Linked DNA regions of Mus musculus: regions 2 and 3 are each linked to region 1. The links are chromatin loops, found by intact Hi-C in ENCODE. Cell type or tissue: heart. All regions are shown on one strand. Each heading gives the region's core, and the rest is flanking DNA. Links, peaks and the distances in the headings are about the cores only.

The links. Peaks named below come from ENCODE experiments on the same cell type or tissue, not always from the same donor. Only the 100,000 strongest peaks of a DNase experiment are listed, where the experiment ranks them.
Region 2: it touches region 1 in a loop (3-fold over the local background); 2 of 42 quality-filtered maps call a loop at or near these places.
Region 3: a loop joins it to region 1, with 2.1 times the contacts of the local background. A loop is called at or near these places in 2 of 42 quality-filtered maps.

What each region holds. Positions count from the first base shown.
Region 1 is chr6:83,775,843-83,783,318 of GRCm38, reverse strand. It overlaps Gm52907 (predicted gene, 52907), which reads right to left and starts at 7,384. Exons shown (of 2, transcript NR_168047.1): 1 at 7,093-7,384. It also overlaps a transcript of Tex261 not described here. In heart, for the core only: a CTCF peak has its summit at 4,091 (motif pointing right); a DNase peak (open chromatin) is centred at 4,108.
Region 2 is chr6:83,910,908-83,918,383 of GRCm38, reverse strand. It overlaps Zfp638 (zinc finger protein 638), which reads right to left and starts at 4,031. Exons shown (of 27, transcript NM_001355286.1): 1 at 3,905-4,031. In heart, for the core only: no CTCF peak of the experiment used is centred there; a DNase peak (open chromatin) is centred at 4,043; H3K4me3 peaks cover 1,842 bases; H3K27ac peaks cover 1,236 bases.
Region 3 is chr6:83,322,540-83,330,015 of GRCm38, reverse strand. Mob1a (MOB kinase activator 1A) reads right to left here and starts at 3,977. Exons shown (of 6, transcript NM_145571.2): 1 at 3,749-3,977; 2 at 1-149. The coding sequence starts at 3,762. It also overlaps a transcript of Mthfd2 not described here. In heart, for the core only: no CTCF peak of the experiment used is centred there; DNase peaks (open chromatin) are centred at 3,745 and 4,005; H3K4me3 peaks cover 2,260 bases; H3K27ac peaks cover 1,539 bases.

The DNA.
Region 1 (7,476 bases), core at 2,534-5,033:
AGGAGGAGAAGAGGAAGAGGGGGAGGAGGAGGAGGAGGAGGGGAGGAAGAAGAGGGAAAGAGGAAGAGAAGGAGGAGGAAGAAGAAGAGGAGGGAGAGGAGGAGAGGGAGGAGGAGGGGAGAAAGAAGAAGAGGAGAGGTTCTGGAGAGATTCAGTTGTTAAAAGCACTTGCTGTTCTTTCAGATGACCTGGGTTCAGTTCGCAGTACCTGCTTGGTAGCTTACAGCTGTCTGTAACTCCATTTCCATGTAATCCAATGCTCTCTTCTGACCTCCACAGGCACTCATGTGGTGCACACATATACATGAAGACAAAATACTTAGGAGTATAGCATAAATAAATTCTCTTTTTAATTACTTATTTATTTTATGTATGTGAGTATACTGTAGCTGTCCAGATGGTTGTGAGCCTTCGTGTGGTTGTTGGGAATTGAATTTTTTAGGACCTCTGCTCACTCTCGTTGGCCCAGTCATTCTGGTCACAGTCCCAGCTTGTTCTGGCCCAAAGATTTATTATACATAAGTAGATGACTTCAGGTGCACCAGAAGAGGGCATCAGATCTCATTACGGGTGGTTGTGAGCCACCATGTGGTTGCTGGGATTTGAACTCAGGACCTTTGGAAGAGCAGTCAGTGCTCTTACCCGCTAAGCCATCTTGCCAGCTATAAATAAATAAATCCTTAAAAAAAAACATTTTTAAGAAAAAAAAAGAATATAACTGTGCCTGGTGGTACACTCCTGTGATCCCAGCATACAGGAAGCTGGAGGATCAGGAATTCACCACAAACAGTTATATAGTGAATTTGAGGCCAGCCTGGGGTACAAGAGCATGTCAAAGAAACAACATAAAAATAAAAAAAGAAAGAAGAAGATGAGGACAGTGGGAGGAAGACTAGGGGCTAGGGTAGCCACCTTGTCCAGTTTGCTGATGACTTTCATAGTTTTAGCACTGAGAGTCTGGTTTCCTAGGAGACTGCGGTGGGTCACCATACCCACTTTCTCTGTGCTTCAGCTTCTTTTGCTGTAGAATGGGTTTACGAGAATACCATCATTGTAAGAGGGTGATGTGTGCTGGTCAGGAGGGGTCGAGAACACCAAGCAGTCCTGGAACATGCGGGATCCACAGCATGGAGCTTTTCTGCACAGCCCCAGTGGGTCGATACTGGCCCACGTACTTAGGACAGGGCAGGATGTCCTCACAGGCCTCACGTTGTCTGCAGTCTGTCCTGTGACTCTGGGCAGCACTAGAAGGCAGACGAGCAGGGTCCCCATCCTCCATTCCGCTCAACACCCCCTCTTCTTTCTCCTCATGAGAAAGGGTCCAACCCTTTTCTTCTTGCCTTGAGTTCCTTCCTGTCAGGGCAATGTCTGGAGCTGCTTGAATAAAGGAGAATGAAGGGGAACAACTCTGCCAGCCTGACTGAGGAGGCTTCCTCAAGAGGAGTGCTCTATGCCTGCGCCAGCCAGCCAGGCTACACCCACCAATGGTGTGCCTCTCCCTCTTCCTCTTCCTTTTCTTCTTCCTCTCTTTCTTCCTCCCTCCCTCCCCACCTCTCTGTGTTGCTAATAGAAAAATGTACAATATCCTAAAGTCAGTTACAGGCCAGAAGGTAGAGCAAGAGAAACCAGCTAACAGTTTTAGGCAGCAGGCAAAACTCCCAAGAGGACCACCACTAGGGTACCATCTCCTTATGTGATACCTTCTCCTGTCCATTGTCCTGACCTCTAGTCCCTAAAATGTGCCTGATTTCCTCTTGTTCCCCCCCCCCTTTATCTAAGGATCTGAGGACTTACAATTTCACCTTTGTTTCTCAAGGGTTTTTTTTCTTTAAAAGTTTTTTTTTAAAGATTTATTTATTTATTTATTTATTTATTTATTCTATGTAAGTACACCGTAGCTGTCTTCAGATACCCCAGAAGAGGCTGTCAGGTCTCATTACGGATGGTTGTGAGCCACCATGTGGTTGCTGGGATTTGAACTCAGGACCTTTGGAAGAGCAGTCAGGTGCTCTTAACCTCTGAGCCATCTCTCCAGCCCCCCTTTAAAAGTTTTTTATTACATTAGGTGTGTGTGTGTGTGTGTGTGTGTGTGAGAGAGAGAGAGAGAGAGAGAGAGAGAGAGAATGCTCATGTGTGCACATGCCAAAGTGCACATGGAGACATTAAAGGACAAGGACAACTTGTGTGGGTTTGTCCCTTCCTTCCACTATGTGGGTCCCAAGGATCAAATTGATCAAACTCAGGTCGCTGGTCTTGGCGGCAAGTGTCTTTACCCTCTGAACCATCTCACCAGCCTCAGGTTCTCATGATCAAACATCTGGAGTAGCCATCCTAGCAAGAGAGAAGATCTCAAGAAATACTTTTGCCTCTCACTTTGACCATCAGAGGACTGAGACAACAAATTCCAAAAAAAAAATCAGCTTTCTTGAGAGAATCTCACACTTGGAAGGCCAAGGGCTGAAGCTGATGCCAGCCAGAGCAGGGGCTTGTCTCCCAGAAAGAAATTTCACACAGCTCTGACAGCCTGGCAGACCGTCTGGCAGGAGACACAAGAGCTGAGACGGTGAAAGGCTCAGTGATGGGTGGACCACTTTCTCCAGAACTGCTTAGCTATTATTGAAACTTAAACCTCATGTCTGTCCCCTGGAAGAGGGACTTGTGGGTTGGTGGCCATCACCATTTTGTTTCCCCTCCCACACGGAATGAGTCTCCTTTCTCTGCTTCTCACTACCACTTATCTCTTCAGTTGGCAGACTCAGGACAATGGTCAAGTCTGGCTAATTAGAGAGGCTGGAGAGAGCCCAGGCTGTGACTCTAACACCACCGAGAACACAGACAGGTGTTTCTAACTGACAGCTAGTTCTACAGCTAGTGCCTGAGGGAAAACTTCCCAGCACTGGTCCTGTCTCCCTGGCTTTGGGCTGTAATGGTCTCACAAGCCCTTTCATTTCAGAGATCTCTCAGTCTCTAGAACTTTCCTTTAACAGCATGTTAGGGTCTGATCCTCCCCTTTGGGGTTCTTGCCACTCCCCCTCAAATCCTGTGCACTTGTCTTAGTTACTTTTCTTCTTCGGTGATAAGACACCCTGTGGCAGCTTATAGAAGGAAGAGTTTATTGGAGGGCCTATTGTTTCAGAGGGTGAATCCATGACCACCATGGCAGGGAGCAATGCAAGAGGCAGTCAGGCATGGCTCTGGAGCAGTAGCTGAGAGCTTACATCTTGAGGCAGGGAAAGCTAACTAGGAATGGTATGGGCTTTTTAAACCTCAAAGCCCACCCCCCAATGACACACCTCCTCCAATGAGGCCACACCCCTAATCCTTCCCAAATATTTCCACCAACTGGGGAGTGCACGTTTAAATATATAAACCTGTGGGGGCATTCCTTTTGAAGCTACCACATCACCCCTGCACATAGTTCTGTTGGGCCTGGCACATTAGAAGACAGCGCTTGAATAATGATCTAGGACCATTTCCCTAGAAAGCCCCTCAATGTACAGTCCTATCATGTGACAGGGACAGGGGTGGGGCCTGGTACACTGGGTCACTTGGACAAATGATCACAGATCACCTGTGTGCACCATACAGTGGTCAAAACTCTCCTAGTTTGCTCTTTCTCCCCTTCTGGGACTGTGCTCCGGTAAGTTTGCACAGGATACCAAACAATAAACTTGGTCACTGCATGGAGCATCACCAGGAGAACTTGCTCTTAGGAGGTGGGCACTATCCAGGAGGTCACCTATTAGAAGTATGGTATATATTTGTCATGGAGTAGAGTAGAGTGCATCTGATTATGGCTCCCAGCACCCCATGCTGCTTCTGGGAGTCCTAGAGAACTGGCAGTCCTTCAGGCATGTGTGGGGAAAAAGAGCCTGGTTCTCCAGTTCTTTCTGCTGGTGATACCATTGATGCAGCCTGGCAAGACTACGGAAATGAATCCTGTCCACAAGTAGTGTATGCAATGTGTGTGGTGGATGCTATCACGCCTCCCTGGCTGGCCTTCACTGCAAGACTGGTAGAAGGAAAAAAAATCTCTGTCCCTCAAAACTCCTTGCACGAGGTCAGGAAACCACTCCTGGCTGTTGTTCTCGGCTGCTCCTCTGATTGCCACTAGAGGGCAGAAGGCGACAGCTCCAATGAAGAGGTTTTGCTATCAGGGTGATGACTCCACAACCCCACCTTGTTTACTTTCTCTCTCTCTCTCTCTCTCTCTCTCTCTCTCTCTCTCTCTCTCTCTCTCTCTAATTGGATATTTTATTTATTTACATTTCCCTGTGGAAACCCCCTATCCTATCCTGCTTCCCCCCTGTCTTAGACCCAATGGATGTATGAGTCTGTGAGAATGTCACAAGTTGAGTTATTAAAGGCACGGTGTGAGGAAACACAGCTGTGAGAATTGTGAGAAGTATCCTTACAAAGATAAAGCTAGAGAAGGGAGACGAAGCCTGGAGCTGAGGTGGGACCCGGTCCCTGGGCTGAAAGGCAGGCCATAAGGCAGAACCAGCGAACCAGGGAAAAGCACAGGGTTTCTGCAGCCAAGCCGCCCAGCTTCAAACCGTGCTCCTCTGGGTACAAGCTATGTGGAATTGATGGGAACTGAATCTCTGTGTCTTGGTTCTTTGGGAGACAGAGACAGTAACAGCACCATCGCCTGCCCTAGATGTGATGCTAACTGGGTCAGCTCATCTGAGTCACTTGGGCCACGTCTGGCACAGAGTAAGACTGTGGGAATTGCATTTAGCATCTTCTGACCTTGATCTTAGCCAAAATGCCAAGAAATTATTCAGCAGTGATTTCCAAGGAAGAGATCTAGATGGGGCTGGGCTATCACCTTCCTCCCTCCACACGTCCAGTGACAATGACAAATGTGAGAGAAGTAAAGGCGAAGGGGTGGGCGCATTCGCCGAGTAGATTCTGCTCCTGACTAAGTCAGCATCTGCTCCATGACCTCAAACCTCCCAGTCTTTTACTCTTGAAATGAGTCCTTGGCATTTACTGTCCCTCTTCCTTTATCCTTTCCCCTCTCACATTGAGACTTGGGCCTCCTGGCTCTCATCCCTGTTCAGCTTGGTCCCCAGGGCTCCAGAGCTCTATGGGATGGAGTGGAACTGGAGGGGGCAAAACAAAAAAACAAAAACAAAACAAAACAAAACAAAACAAAAAAACCCTACTTTCTGTTTCTTCCTGCTTGCCTTTCTTGCCATCAAAGGAAGTTCAGATCTTCAGCCCTGGCTGGCCAGGCCAGTTTGGACTCTAACACAGGAGAAATGGCAGTACCCAGCTGGCATACCAGTTCTAGCAGGCACATTGAAAGGTGGGTGCACTCAGCTTTCAGGGGCCCCAAGTCCCTTTCTCTCCAGTTCTGAAGAAAGACCAGAGGACACATCTACATTTCTTCCCTCCATGACTTAAAGATTTTTATGGTTTGTTTTGAGACAGGGTTTCACTATGTAGCCCTGACTAACCTGGAACTTTGTATGTAAACTAGGCTGGCCTCAAACTCACAAAGATCCACCTGACTTTGTTTCCCAAGTGCTGGGACTAACAGCATGCACTACTGTGTGTGGCCTATTTATTTTTAAGTATGTATTTGTGTGTCTGTGTAGGGTATGTGCACTTGGGTATAGGCTTCCAATGAAGACAGAAGCCTCAGGTTCACCTGGACCTGGATTTATGGGTGGTTGTAAACTACCTGACGTGTGTTGGGAAATAAACTTGGGTCCTCTGCAAGAGCAACATGTGAGCTTAGTCACGGAAGCATCTCTCCAGCCCAGTTCCTTTTTTGTTTTGTTTAGGAATGAGCACTTACTTTGTGAATCAAGAAATCTGACTCTGTGTGTGATATGTGTATGGTGGCACATACCTGTTGGGGGTCTAGGAATTGCCACACAAGCCACTCAGACACTGATCTTGGTCTACTAGGGATGGTTTACTGAATGCCACATCCCAAGACTTATTGAGTCAGGCTCAGGAGACAAACCATGACTCCAAGTTAAGATCCTCCAGGGTTGTAAAGCCCCAAGCCGCAAACATCTTGTGCCATGTTATTTCACCAATCAGGATTTAGGGATGGGGAACTTCCTTAGGAAGATGTCTTTGTGTACACTTGTCCTGCTCCCATTGGTTAGGGTATTCAACGGCTGCAGGGAACTTGCCTTTGTCTAAAATTCATGTCTTAACTTGTCTACCAGGATGGGACTTGTTTTGACTAAAATTCATATCTTAACTTGTTAACCAGGATGTCAGCTGCCCACATACCTGTCTCTCTCTGCCAATTAGGAAGTCAGTTCCCAGGGAAGTCTTGGGAACTTAAACTTTACTTGACCCCTACTCAAAATGGAGGGGGGGTCTTATTTTAAATAGTTTCTTATATCTCTTATGTTGGGGTTCATCCCAGGGGCAGCTTATAACAGCAAATCCCATAAAAGCTTATAGTCAGGTGCAGAAAGTATTGTTGGATGGTCACTTCAGACCCAAACTTGCTGTGAGTAACCATGCAAAGCATTTCTATTTAGATTGGTTTCCCAGGGCACAGAACAAAACAGAATACATAACCAATCCTGGCATTAGAAAGTTTCCTAGTAACAGTAGAAACATGAGCAAGTTTCCTTATAATGGCAGGCTGGCCAGGTGACAGTTACCTAGGCCTTAATATTGTACCTAGTCCTTAACATATAATATCTACCATTCCAGCACTCAAAACTACTTAGTGTCACCAAGGCCAGCCTGGAGGCACATAAGGCTGTTTCAAAAAAAGAAAAGATCTTTGCATGATGTTTCTACACCTTTAATCCCAGGATTTGGGATAAAGCAGAGGCAGGCTGGTCTCTGTGAGTTCAAGGTTAGCCTGATTTACATAGCAGGTTGCAGGACTACATAGAGACCCTTAATCAAAACAGACAAAACCAAAACCAAAGTTATATTTTGCCCTAGTACGGAGACTCCACACATCTGAAACCCTACCAATTGAGAGCTGGAGATGGGAGAGTTGACAGTTCAAAGGCCAGCCTGAGCTATGAGACCCTCCCTTTCTGAAAATAACAAACAAAAAGTTTGTTTGAGATAAGAGGCTTGTTGGCACTCTGAGCTTACCTGTGTCAGCCACTAGGTGGTGCTCTCTCAGATGATTACCTGCGGTGTCGCAAGTACAGTCAGTGCTTAGCTGTTGCTTTAGTCCCCACGCAAAAGTGAAGACCTGCATTGCAAAAGACCTCAGCCTAGAGGGAGAGTTAAGGCTGAAGGTGACCATTTAAAGGCACCTGGGATTCCAGATTATGCGGCTTCCTAGTGTGTGACCTGAGAGAAGGGAATCTTCCTCTCCCAGAAAATTAGGATCCAAGGCTGTGCGGAGCAGGCTTGAGCCAGGATTGGTTCCAATCAATCTGGGCTCTGTGTAGGCGCTCCGTACCGGGTGCAGCGCGATTTCGATCCTCCGAGCCGGTTAGCGGCGCTCGCGGGCTTGGCGGGGGCGCAGGG
Region 2 (7,476 bases), core at 2,535-5,034, 140 kb before region 1:
AAGTAAATGAAATGTTTTCAACAGATAGGTATTCTTTTATTAAACTTTGACTAAGGAGTTAGGTATAGCTCCTGAAAGCACTGTGTTGGAAACAATTGTATATTTCTACCTTTCTCAGTAGTTCCTAAAGTGACATCTAGCAGTTCCTGAGTAATTTTAAAACACATTTTTATTCATTTGAAGATTGGAGGGTGTGGGTGTCGTTAAGCATTAGTAGAGAGATCTAAGGACAACTTGGGGAAGTGTGTTACCTCCTTCTAAAGTGGGTTCTGGAGATCAAAGTTGTCAGGTTTGACAGCAAGCAATTTTACCCACTAAGTACATATTTAAAGTTACATCAAAATACATAGATTCAAATATTGATGAAGTAAGGCATTACTTATCTATCATTTAATATTTATGAAGCAAAGTACTTCTTGGCTGAATAGCAGCTGAGGAACTTATAAATGAACTTAAGGGATATATCAAACAATCAATAATAAACTGTTGCAGGTACAAATCTTATTTGGATCCTGACTTCAATAAATTTAATACCTCTATGTAAGGTAGAGGGGAAATTTCAATATTGTCTGAATAGCCAATTAAGAAATCTTTATTAACAATTTAAAAATTTTAATCTGGTAGCAAGCATATGGGAGGCTGAAGCACGGGGACTTAAGAGCCAACCTGAGCTACCTTGCAGAACCCTGTTTTAAAATACAAAAATCAAAATCAAAAGAAAAAAATTACAATTTTCACTAAGTACAGACAACTTTAAAAACTACTTGAAAGTTTAATTTCAAAAAGTATGAAAATAAAAATATAAAGACAATTCAGGACTGGTACAAATTGAGCACAGTTTGATTTCGAAAGACTTGAGAAATCATCGAAATAATTACATCCCAAGTAATCACTAAGCTCACATATGTACCCTTGGAGATATCACTATGTTCCCTATCCTTGTCAATCCAAAACGTATTATTCTTGTTTCTCATAGAAACAATGTGGCTGAGTATAATTCTATACTTTACCTTCTCTCATGATTATTTCCACTATTCTCTTCTGACTTCCTATATATTTTCCTCCCATTTTTATTTTCAACCACAAATAATGGAACAAAGTTAGAACAATAAAAGGTTAGATATGAGAGCTTATTAACTTTAGTCACAGCAAATATTTTATTTGCTAATCTATTAACTATCACATTTCAATAGTCATTAGTTCCTTGAAAAAACAGCTCAGACTGTCAAACAGCACTGTTTCTTAGTACATTATAGCATTTCATTAAGAAACTGAACAGACTTATTCGAAACATCAATGGCAAGGGACAGTGAATTAAGCATGAAATTCCACGTAGGCTCTTGCATCTATTGATTGTGTTCATATATTCAATTGGGGCATCCAATACATACCAGTTACTCAGACACAAAAACTAACAATTATTTAATTGCCACAAAAAAGGGGTCATGCCTGAAATCCTAACACTTGGGAGTTATTGTATACTACCTCTACCTCCAAATTCCAAGGTCACCCTGAACTAACACAATGAGTTCTAGGCTAGTCTGTGCTACCTAGCAATATTGTATAAATAGTCAACAAACTATTACACTAAATTCTGGTAAGTGCAATAAAAGTCATATATGAAATTTATAGATGCAAAATATTTTCAAGTTTGATAGTTTTCAATTCTATTAATCTAGATTCCAGTTTTTAGTTAAGAGGAAGTATCCATAGGCTACAATTTTCTATCAGAAGATGGTACCTAGTCACGTTAATTTTGAAACAAATAAAATCTGATATAAATAATTAAGAAACATCTCTATGAGTCGGGCAAGGTGGCGCACGCCTTTAATCCCAGCACTTGGGAGGCAAAGGCAGGCGGATTTCTGAGTTCAAGGCCAACCTGGTCTAAAAAGTGAGTTCCAGGACAGCCAGGGATATACAGAGAAACCCTGTCTCAAAAAAAAAAAAAGAAAAGAAAAAAGAAAAAGAAACATCTATATGATGAGGGATAGGAGCATTCCATACTGGATCTCAGTGTACTAAAAGAAAGGGCAAACAAGTAGTGCAAGTTTACAAATAAGAAAACAAAAGTTCGGAGGCTGGTGAGATGGCTCAGTGGGTAAGAGCACCCGACTGCTCTTCCGAAGGTCCAGAGTTCAAATCCCAGCAACCACATGGTGGCTCACAACCATCTGTAACAAGATCTGACTCCCTCTTCTGGTGTGTCTGAAGATAGCTACAGTGTACTTACTATAATAATAAATAAAAAATCTTTAAAAAAAAAAAAAAAAAAAAAAAGAAAACAAAAGTTCAGAAAGACTAAAACAACTAAAGTCTCACACATAATAAGAGCAAAAAGGATTTGAATCCATAACTTTTGGTTCCAAAACCTATTCTCTGCCCATTAGACTCCTCATTTTTATTTATTACATAAAAACCAAAGTCTCAGAGATCTTAAAACACTCTTACAACACCCAGAAAATGATGACTGAGACAACCTTTTTTAGAACTAGAATTTATGGTAAAAAGCACATTCCATAACAAATGCAGAAAACTACAACGTATTCAATGTACAAGGTTATGTATGTGTCATGAACACATTTGAAAACCAGCTAATCAAAACAAATGAAGGAGATTTTTGTAATTTCTTTCAACTGTTTTATCTTTACCCATTGGTTCCTACACAAATGATAAGGCGGGGAATGGTCTAGCATATTTTAGTATATTACATTTTGGATTCTACAAATATGAAAGTACACATTACAGAATATGGAAATATAAAAGTCAAAATTTGTAAAGCAGCTTGAGCCCACTAAATCTTAAGTGTATAATCATTAATAACATTTTGAAAAAATGTAATAAACAACTTTATTTTTCTGTGTTAACAGCTTTACATTAATTTTTCTTGTAATCTTTTTCCAGTCTGTCATTTTAAATTTCTAAAATTAAGCAGTAAACACAACTCCCCTGAAAAACAAGTTAACCCATCATACACAAAATGAAGAGAGGGAGAATTTTATGTGAGAGTGAACAATTTCCAAACTGGTTAGGAAAGATTGACTCCACATGGTCGGGTGGATCCTGGTAAGAAGCTTTTCTTCAGAACTTTTCACATTGAGTGCGCCTTCCAGAATTCCCAAACTGCCAAAGGGTAATTTTAATATTAAATAGCTCGAGGCTACAATCACTGTCAAGCTCAAAGATTTTGTAATACTGAGACTCCCTCATAGGCAATTACTTCAAACAACAAAGGACGTCTGGCACATCCTCGGGGATGAGAGTCGGTGTACAGACCTCTCCGCTCTTCCCCAAGCTAGGAACCACACCAACACAAGCATGTATCCCCACATCAGTGTTCACGACTCCTCTAAGAATGTGGAAGTGTCACCGCCATTTTCGACGACATCCCAGGGCCGACAATCTCGGCTTCGGTGCTCACTGGGGCGCTTGGCCCACAACAGCCCGCACACCCCGCTCCCAGCCCCCTGCAAGGAAGCTCTTCCAGCCCGACTAAGGGCGCACGCGGCCCGCGGGGCTCCGAAAGGCGCTCGGGCACGCGGCGGTCTTCCCGCTAGCTGTCAGGCCTGGGGAGCGGCAGACCCGCGGCGCTGGGGAAGGGGCAGCCGGACTCCCCGAGGGCGCCGCCCGCTCCTCCTCAGAGCAGCAGCATCCGGCGGCTGCGCCCACGGGCACTGCGGCGCGACGGCGCGGTCGGCGAGTGGCGAGGGGAAACAGGCCACGGCCGAGGCCCACCCGGGGTCCCTCAGCTCCACCCGCCCCGCCGCCGCCATCTTGTACGCAGCGGCTGCGACACATACAATAGTCGACCGCGACCTGGCAGGGACCGCTCGGGGCCTGCGCTAAGGACCTCTGCCTTCCAGTCCCCGGCTCCCCGCAAGGCAGCGGCCCTACCTATGCCTACCGACTAACAGCTGGATCCCATCCGTGCCCCACACAGTTTAGCACTCGGCCTCCAGTCACCGCGATGAAGCAGCTACCGCCTCCATGGGACTACACGCATGCGCATCTTCGCCTAAAGCCCTCGTCCGCTCACTGCGCCTGCGTGCCTCAGGCTCCGCGTTCTCCAGAGACGCTGTCGGGGGACAAGGCCGCCCTCTGCCAGAAGGGGGCGATCGCCAGCTATGGCTGGTCCTACACCTGCAGCGGTCTGGGTAACATCACTCAAGATTTTAGAACCTGCAAACCATCCCTCTTCTCTTCCATGAAGCCTTCTCTGATTACTATTCCCTCAGTATCACAACGTAACATTCACTTATTAACATATTCTCGCTTTTACTGCTCACTCCCATCGCCCCCTTTTTAAAGAAAAGGTCTGGAACTTTGAACTCACATAGATCCCACCTGCTTCTGCCTTCCAACTGTTGGAATTATAAGTGTGTGCCTCCACACCCAAGTACGTTGTAGCTGTCTTCAGGCACCCCAGATTAGGAATGGTTGTGAGTCACCATGTAGTTGCTGGGATTTGAACTCGTGAGCTTCAGAATAGCAGTCAGTGCTCCTAACCACTGAGCCATCTCTCCAGCCCTTATCTCCCACCTCTTAAATGGGAAATTACACCGTGCAGTGTTGGTACAGGCCTTTAATCTCAGCACTTGACAGGCAAGATGCAGGCAGAAATCTGGGAAAGAAGCCAGCCTGGTCTACAGAAGATGTTCCAGGACAACCAAAGCTACACATCCCTGTCTCAAACAACACAAAATAGATAGAATAATAAAATGGGAAATTAGAAAGGAATAAAAGTTAAGGGCTGAACTGATTGATGGCTCAGCTGTTAAGAGCACTAGCTGCTCTTCCAGAGGTCCTGAGTTCAATTTCCAGCAACCACATGGTGGCTCACAACCATCTGTAATGGGATCTGATGACTGCTTCTGGTGTGTCTGAAGACAGCTACAGTGTACTCATATACATAAAATAAATAAATAATTCTAAAAAAAAAGTTTAAGTCAAAAGACTAATATTGAAAAATTTTTATATCATTTCAGAATTCAAAAAATAAACTACCTGAGTGGTGAACATCTATAATCCTGATTGATTTTACCCATGAAAAAGATTGGGCTAAAATTTTTTTAACTGTTTTCTTCAATGTTCTATCTTTTTAAATTGACTCAGTTATGCCAATATAAGCTAGTTCAAAAAAATTAAAGGACTGCAGGACAGTGGTGAACTGCCTTTAATCCCAGCACCTGGGAGGCAGAGGCAGGTGGATTTCTGAGTTCGAGGCCAGCCTGGTCTAGAGTGAGTTCCAGGACAGCCAGGGCTACACAGAGAAACCCTGTCTTGAAAAAAAAAACAAAAAACAAAAAAAAACAAAACAAAAAAAACAAACAAACAAACAAAAAAACAAGAAATTACAAATTAAAAAAAATAAAAATTAAAGAACCATCCTCCTCGGTGAAATTTTTAGGAGTCCAGTGGTGTGGAGCAAGCAGAGATATTCCTTCCAAGGTGAAAGGTAAGTTACTGTACCTGGATCCTCCCACCATCCAGAAAGAAGCACAACGTTTAATGGGTCTATATGGACTCTGGAATGAACTACAATCCAGAAAGGAGTTGTAATGCTGCAGCTGTCCACTTCTTGGTGGTGCAGGTATAATGTTCAGGACTGCCAGTAAGCCAGGTCCTAGACTTCTCTCCCTCAGTCAACAGATCATAGGGAACCCCCCATAAGGCTTTAGGTACACGCTTGGCAGCAGACAGCTAGCTCAATTGGTCCAGTCTCGAGGATTGTTCCAGCCAGAGCTTCAGTTATGCTCTGCACTTTCCCATCACATAGGGATTGACAGCAAATGATAAAGCTAGCTTTCCCAGAACTTGGCCCATATCTCAATTTTCTTAGGGCCCCCAGAGGATGCCCTCACCCCAGACAGCTGGAGGCAATTTAAGAGAATGATAGCCTCACTCCCAAAAGGTGGGGTGGGTGGTTTTATGGTCATTTCATGGGTGATGGAAGTTTGTCATCATTAAAGGGGGGTTGATCACAAGTTGTAAATGGTCGTGATCAGGAAGGAAACCAAGTATAGGAGGTTAGATTCAAGGATCTCCTCTTTTTCTCTTTATCCTTTTTTCTCTCCTACCTAGTGTTAGGGGGAAGGGGGGGAAGAGGGGATGGAAAAAAAGGGGGGAGATATAGGAATAATAGGACAAAAGGGTAGATTATTGAATCAACTTTTGAAATAAAGAGCATCAACAAGCTAAATATTTAGATTGGCTTAGAGTTGTATATATTGGTAGAAATTTAAGGTTCTATTTCATTACATATATTTCATGTACTGTATGTTTTGACTCCTGTTTAAGGTATTGTACCATTGCAACTCATTTTAAAATGTGATGTAAAGTTCTAGGCCTTAAAACCTACTATTACAAACTGTTTAGGATAATTAAGAAATGCAAGTTAGTAGTCAATCAAACTTGTGGTCATTATGAATACTAGTTTTTTTTTAATTTCAAATTATTTTTCTTTTATTAGATATTTTCTCTATTTACACTTCAAATGCTATCCCCTTTCCTAGTTTCCTCTCCGAAAATCCCCTATACCCTCCCCTCTCCCCCTGCGCCCCACCCATCCACTCCTGCTTCCTAGCCCTGAATGCTAGTTTTTTAATTACAGAAATAAGTTTTATTTAGCCTCCTGTAGATGTTTTCAAAGTTACACAGATAGTAAATAGCTTGAAACAAGCAATGTCTGCCTATTCAGATATACCTTAGATAGATGGTATTTAGACACTTCAGAGATCTGTAGAATGTGGCACTTATGGGTTTTTTATTAATAAAAGGCTTTTTGTGACAATGAGACAAGTCAAGTCTGCTCTTGGCAGCAACGCAATAATACTTCAAAGAAGATGATGAGCATCCAAGAACCTCTGCATGGAATTTGCTTGAAATGTGGCAAAGCTAGACACTGGACAAAAACTGCCCTTGCCTTAACAGCATACTGTCCAAAACTTGACCAAGAAAGACACACAGGAAGATGACTGCAGAACTTTGCCAAGACAAGGTAGGCCAGTCTTCATAATTCCTGATTTAGAATAGTCTGTCAGATATTCTGAACCAACAGGCCAAAGATGGATGCTCAAATGTTACAGAAGAAGTTTGGGTGGCTGACCAGGCAGCCAGCAGTCTCTGTCATTTCTATAGTTTGGAAGCTGCTTCTCTGTACTTCCTGTTTAATCAGGTAATATTTATATTTCTCAGATCTCTAATGGGGTCCAAGACTACACAGTTATAGTCAGACATTATGCTTAAGTTGTTTAGAATTTAAGAAAATGTTATAAGGTCTAAAATGATGTTTTTAGGTTGATAAATGCAATGCAAGTTAATGATAGAAAGCAATTTAGGTATACAACTTCAGACTTGCCAAGATAGAATAGATAATACAGTATTTCCAGCAAGGTTCACAAATACATGTTGACTGGACATTGTGAATGTCATTCTTACCTAATAGTTCTCATAATAGTTCTTATTCTACATAGTTTA
Region 3 (7,476 bases), core at 2,535-5,034, 450 kb after region 1:
CATTGAGGTCCTCTCCCTCAGGCAACATAACAGCTTGCCTCAGATTGCCACTTCCGAGAGTCGCCTCTGCATGCTTCAAGAGCTCATACTGATGGGACCCTTCAGGGATATTCTTCTTTGGTTTGAATGTTTTCGAAGAGCGGCTGCTGCTGTTGGGTTAAAGGTAAAAAGGTATGAAGTTTTAGCAATGAAAGAAAACTGGCATTTTAAGTGTATAAACGGCTCTATGAAGGGACTGGAAAGATGGCTAAGCAGTTAAGAACATGTATTGTTTTTACATACACACACACACACAAATAAATAAATATTGGAATAAATAAGCTGATCAATAAAAAGTACTCCCTAAATAAGGCCAAAATGGAAGAGGGGATGATGACAAAAAAGAATGCAGCAGTGTCAAACGTTTGCCCAGCATTAAGGAGGCCCTCGGCTCCAGACACAGACACACAGATACACACACACCTCTATAAAAGCAAGAGCATAGACTGAATAGATGACTGTCTAGTTAAGAGCACTTGCTGCACAACATAAAGACAACCTGTAATCCGACTCTAGGAAATGCTAGTGCTTTAGGGTACTTAGGGAGAATATTGTCAAGAAATGAGTATGGTCAACTAAAAACGATTGATAAATGCAAAAAATGAGAGGCTTATATGTTGTATGAACAATGTGAAGTATTACTTCTGTGGTAATGGGGAAGGAGATGGGGATGTGACTACGTGAATAAGACTAGCCCCATAGGATCATGTATTTAAATACTTAGGGAGTGGCACTATTTGTAAGGATTACGAGGGATGGACTTGTTGGAGGAAGTGTGTAACTGGGGCTGGGTTTGGGGCTTCAAAAGCCCAGTACCAGTCTGTCTGTCTCTTCCTGCAGTTACTCCCAGTTACTTCTCCAGCACCATGTCAGCAGGTATGCTGCCATGCTCCCCACCATGATGCCAATGAACTAAACCTCTGAAACTGTAAGCAAGCCCAAATTAAATGTTTTCCTTTGTAAGAGTTGCCCTGTTCTTGTGTCTCTTCACAGCAGCACAACACTAAGACAAGGAGGATCTCTGGAACTTGCTGGCTTCCAGCCTAGTGGGGATAAAAAAGGAGTTTCAAGTTCAAAAAGATACCTTGCCTTAAAGAAGAGGCAAAAAGTGATAGGAGGCCCCCAATGCCCTCTTCTATGATGCTCTGTGTATCAGGACACAGCATCACACAGTGTGTGCCTACTCCACACTCACAGATCTACATATATGAAACAAACAAGTAAAAATTTAAAAGTGTTAGTGCAGGAGCAACACACAAGTTGTTGCATAGGACAATCTATTATCCCCATCTACCAGAGCATTTAACCAAGCAGTTCGTGTGGGGGAGGACACACTGTAGATTCTAGTGCTTGTTATAGCAACATCTTAACAATGCAAATCTACTCCTTCCATGCACTCGTAGATATGGAGTGTATATCCACATCATGGGATGCTGTGCAGTAAAAATAGGTAATGTGGTATATATAGTCAAAGCATAGCTGAACACATTACAGAACCAAATTAGAGCAAAGTCTATTTTGGTAACCCATAGAAAGCACAAACAACAACAAAACAGAAAAAGCATTAAAATAAGACATATCAGAATTGTGACAACATCTAAAAGGGGAAGGGAACAGACTCGTGGACTTACACCTTACCTGTGAAAGTAAATTTTAAATAGTGTAAAAAGTAAAAAATTATGAAAGTACTAGACTAAATATCATACTTTATAAAGAACTATATACATTAGAAGGATCACCCCAGGAACACATGGAGACAGGAAACTGAATAACAGGAAACTGAATATGGAAAATTAACATTAAATGATTTCTTAAGATTCAATAAGATCTTCATATGATAAATTGAGGTTTGTGCTTCAAGGGCTGAAGAGATGGCTCAGTAGTTAAGAACACTTGCTGTTCTTGCAGAGGACTGGGGTATACAGCTCCCAGCACCCACATGGTGGCTCACAACCATCCACAACTCCAGTCCCATGGGATTTGATGCCCTCTTCTGGCATCCGTGGGTACTGGATGTACATGGTATACATACATACATACATACATACAAGCAAAACACTCATACTCATAAAATGAAAGTAAATCCTAAACTGGGTATACTGGTATACATCTTTAATCCCAGCACTCTGGAGGGAGAGCGAGGCAGATCTCTGGGAGGTCAGCCTGGTTTACATAGTTAGCTCCAGGACAGCCAGAGCTACATTGTGAAACCCTATCTCAAAAAAAAAAAAAAACCAAACAAGCAAAAAAAAAAAAAAAAAAAAAAAAAAAAAACTAAATAACTAAATAAATCTTTGAAAAATACACTTACATTCTTCTAATGATGCCATCAAAACAGTTAAAATAACGCTGAGGATGGAAGAAGTCACAGATGTAATGAGACACTCATATCCAAAATACATAAAGAATTCTTACAACTGAAACCAAAAAGTCAGACGGACACAACCACTGCACCATATACACACGTGGAAATGTCACAGTGAAACCCATTAATTTGTACAATTAACAGATGCTAACAAAATAAAGAACAATCTGATTTTAAAATAGGAAAAGGATCTCAATAAACTCTATCCACAAATAGTCTGAAAACACAAAATACAGACACAGACACACACACACACACACACACACACACACAAACGATGCTTAACATTGCTGGTCATTGGGAGAATGTAAATCAATAAATTCCACTTCACCCTCAGATCTATCAGTGGTAATTACCAGGCAGGTGTGAACTGAAGAATTCTGAAAACTCAATACAATGAGAATGGGATGTTAAATGCAGTGCAGGCTTTAGAAGGCTTGGCAGTGCCTCAAAGGCTAACATGCAAAAACCTCACTAAGACCCAGGAGATACCATCACACACACATACCCAAAAACCTATAACCAGCTGCTCACAGCAGCGTTATTCAGAATAGCCAAAGAGTGGGAAAAACTGTCCATCGGTTTAAGTTATAAATAAAAACTTCCATTTACCTCACCTGGCTGAAGAGCTATGGACAGTCCACAAGAAGAGTCAGGTTTTTCAGGGACAAGCTCAAATAGACTCATAATGAAATAGTCAGCTCTACACCCAAGTACATACAGACGACACTAACTGGATCCATTACGTATGTATGTTGTATAGACGTAATATAGAATATAGATAAGAGAACATGAATTTGAATGGGAGATGAGAGGGCACTGGAGGAGTTAGAAATGAAAATACGCATCTATTAAGTTCTCAAAAAAAATAAAAACCTTAAAAAAAATTCACATGTGGGCCGAGATGAAAGCACCCACCTTTAATCCCAACATCTAAGAGGGCTCGAGGCCAGCCTGGGCTACATAGCAAGACCATTTCTCAAAACAAAACCCCCACATTTAAAGGAGGCCTGTCCTAGTGGCCGAGGCTGTATCCTGGCTCCTTGGGAAAGCAGAGGCAGGAGGAGTCCAGGTTCAAGCCCCGCCTGGGCTAAGAGAAAAGTCACATTGGAAGGAGCAATGCCCTCTTCCCAAATGCAAACCTGTGGGAAGCCACTGAGAACCTGCGCCTTTCTTTCTCAGCCTGGTCTGGTCACCGAGGCACTGCACATTTTCCTGCGCTAGCCGATCCCGGGGCGGCAGGCCCGGAGCAGCCCTAGGTCGGGCTCCGCCCTCCGCTTGGCCCCTCGGCCCGGCCCTGCCGACCGACACCCGCCCCGCCCCGGCCCGGCCCGGCCCACTCACAAGAGGAAGCTCATCCTCGCTAGCCCGAGGGGCCGTGGCCCCCGCCCCGTCAGACTCGGCGCCGCCGCGGGCACCGGGAGGCAGAGGACGGTCCGCGGCTCTACAGGGCTGCCGAAGCTTCACGGCCCGGGTTTGGTACCGAGTTCCAGCCGCCGCGACCAAGCACCGACCGCGGGCTCCTCCGCGCTGCCTCCCACAGCTCCGCGAGCCAAAATGCGGAACCAAGAGGATCTCGCGAGACCGGGCTTCTTCCCGTCCCGCTGAGCTTCACCCTGCCCCTTCCTGAGCTCAGCCAATCAGTATTCTGTGGGCACGGGAGGGAAATGGGGCCAACTAGGCGCCGCTGTCAACTGTTCCGTGGCCGAGGGACGTCTGCCAGCGCTACTTGGTGACTGTTTCGCTATTTAGAAAAACTTGATGTCTTCTCCTAAAGGAATGCTATTCTGGCCACCTCGCCTGTTGATGGACACCTGGGAGGTTTCTACACACACACTGTAACGCTGCTATGAATGTCCATGTGCATGTTCCGTGTGGGAGGATATGTTGACACCAGGTGACACTATGGTAGAATGAAGAAAAGAGGGGGGAGAAAAAAAACCTGTGGAAATAAATGAAACTGCAGATGCGCAGTGGCAAAGATCCAGTATTTTGCCGGTGGTTTAAAACCATTTGAATGCCACCTGTCACATTAATGTCATCAATTTTATTTTATCAACTTTTGGGTTCCTGTTTGTTTGCGTGTTGTTCCTTGGTTGAGACAGGATCTCAGGTGTTCCAGGCTGCCCAGGCTGGTTTAAAGTTTACTATGTCGCCAAGGATGACCCTGACCTCCTGACCGTCCTGCGTCTGCTTCCCAGGTGCGGGAATTACAGGCTTGAGCTACCACCTGCCTCCTTCTATTAACTTTTTAAACCACCTTTTATACATTTGTATTTATTAGTGTGGTATGTAGTAGTAGCTGGTTCTCCTTTTCTACCTTGATGGGGGGGGGGGCAGCCTAGGTTATCAGGATTATTCAGTAAGCTTTTTCTTTTCTTTCTTTCCTTTTTTTCACTAACTTCTGTAAATTTGTATGTGATTTAGAGTATGTGCCTTGATATATTTTTTGAATCTTTTGTTTGTTTGTTTTTGGTTTTGTTTTTTGTTGGTTTTTTTTGTTTGTTTGTTTTCCTGGTTTTTTGAGACAGGGTCTCTATGTAGTCCTGCTGTCCTGGAACTTGTTTTGTAGATCAGGCTGGCCTCGAACTAACAGATATCTTCCTGCCTCTGCCTCTTGTCCTTTTATTTGTTTATTTTTTTCATAAGTATATTTTTAAATAACATATTATTAAGGTTTGAGTCTGTGTCCTTATGTTTATATCAAGTCAGGACAAGCATGATGATACACAGCTTCTTTAATCCCAGCACTGGGAGGTAGAGGCAGATGGGTCTTTGTGAGTTCATGGCCAGCTTGGTCTGCATAGCATGTTCTAGGACAGCCATGACTACATAGAAAGACTCTCAAAAATTATATGTGTGTGTGTATGTATGTGTGTGTATGTATATATATATATATATGTATATGTGTGTATACATATATGACATTATATGTATACACACACATATATATATATATGTATATAACTATAAAAATATGATGTGAGAGGCTTGATTAAGAGCACTTAATACCTGTATAGTATAGTACCTGAGTTCAGGGTCCAGCATGCACACTGTCTGTAACTATCTGTAACTTCATTTCCAGAGCATCTAACACTCTCTTCTGACCTCCACGGGCATCAGGCATACATGCATGTCACATGCATGTAAGCTGGCAAAACACTTATAAAATAAAAAAAAATCTTCTTTTAAAAAGGAAAAAAATGCTGGGTGTGGTGGTGCACGCCTTTAATCCCAGCACTCGGGAGGCAGAGACAGGCAGATTTCTGAGTTCGAGGCCAGCCTGGTCTACAAAGTGAGTTCCAGGACAGCCAGGGCTACACAGAGAAACCCTGTTTCAGAAAAAAAAAAAAAAAAAAAAAAAAAAAGCAGACTAAATGAACTCCAGGTTTGTTGTTTGTTTGGGGCTTTTTTCCATCTTTTAATGAAATGATTCTTAAAATTGTAGAATTATTAAATCTATGAGGAAAAAACTTATTAAAGACACTTCTCCATATGTCCAGCTTTAGGGAGAGAAAGCCTTAGGGATTAAGGTGTAAATCTTTGGTCAATATTTAAAGAGGATATCAATACAATCCTCTAAGGAGTCAAAGATAAGGTTTCCCAGTGAGTAAGGGGCAGGGCAATTTGGTCTCCACCAGAACAGACAGCAGCCAAACACACACTGGGGTGCTTTGCTCACTCTGGCTCAGCAGGATCAAGAGATAGCGTCATACGATCTGGTTATAGCAGATGTGGGAAACAGAAGGTAAGCGGCAGCTCAGAGGGCCTTCTTGTTCCCCCCTCTTCTGGGCTGCTCCCCTCCCCCACCCCCAATCTTCCTTCAGTTCCCCTTTTGAGCTTCCTTAGGCAAAATTGGCCACCGTGACTTTTTATTCTGTGTAAGCATCCTACACCCTCATCTGCAGAACTCCAGCTTGTCCCTACCTTCTCGCACACAGAGCCTCTTCCCCTTGCTGCGGACACTTCAGGTCCTGCCTTTCCCAGACAGCGGATCCCCCTCACAGGTGAGGGAAGAAAGACATTAGAAGCTCTGAGCTGTTCCTGTTCCGTGTCTCAGGTTGAGGACTGTGAAAGAGAAATCTCAGTGTGTCAGAAACAAAAACCTGCTCCTGGCATATGGAAGTTTTATTCTGAAAATGACTTAAAGTCCCTGGTCAGAGCTATAGACAAAACAAGGCCTCTTTCCTTCTGGGGCTTACAGTGGGTTACACAAGGTAGGTATGTAGGTGTGTCTTTCCTTTAGGCAGATCTCCTGTAACCTGGGCTGATCTCTAGTTTGCCGTGTAAAGCACGGGCAGAGTGGCTCATGCTTTTAATCTCAGCACTTGGAGGCAGAGAGACAAGCAGATCTCTGTGAGTTTAAGGCCAGCAGGTTATATAATGAGATTCTATCTCAAAAAAAAAAAAAAAAAAAAAAAAAAACCCCATAACACGGGCTTAGTAGGTACCTGAGGATGTCCTTGAATTTCTGATCCTCCTGCCTACACCTCTCAAGTGTTAGGACTTCAGGCCTGCAAGGTTTTATGCAAAGATGGGAACAGAGCCCAGGGCTTCATGCATGTTAGGCAAGCACTTCCTGGTTGAGATACTCCCTGAGCCCTCAGTAATTTCAAACCATGGCACTATGATGAGGAAAAGCACAAAACTGATGAAGATCATTGGGAGATTGACAGGAGAGATAACAAATAGACTGAATACTCACTTTGGCAGCACATACACTAGAATTGGAACATTACAGAGATTTAGTCTGGGCCTTGTGTAAGAGTGGCATGCAGCCGAGCAGTGGTGGCACATGCCTTTAATCCCAGCACTTGGGAGGCAGAGGCAGGTGGATTTCTGAGTTTGAGGCCATCCTGGTCTATAGAGTGAGTTCCAGGATAGCCAGGGCTACATAGAGAAACCCTGTCTCAAAAACAAAACAAAACAAAAGAGAGTGACAGGCAAATTTCTGACATTTACTGCCAAGCTTAACAGCCTGCAATTGATCTCCAGGACCCAAGTGGAAGGAGAGAAATGACTCCTACAAGCTATCCTCTGACTTCCAGATACACGTGATGACATACCCAAAT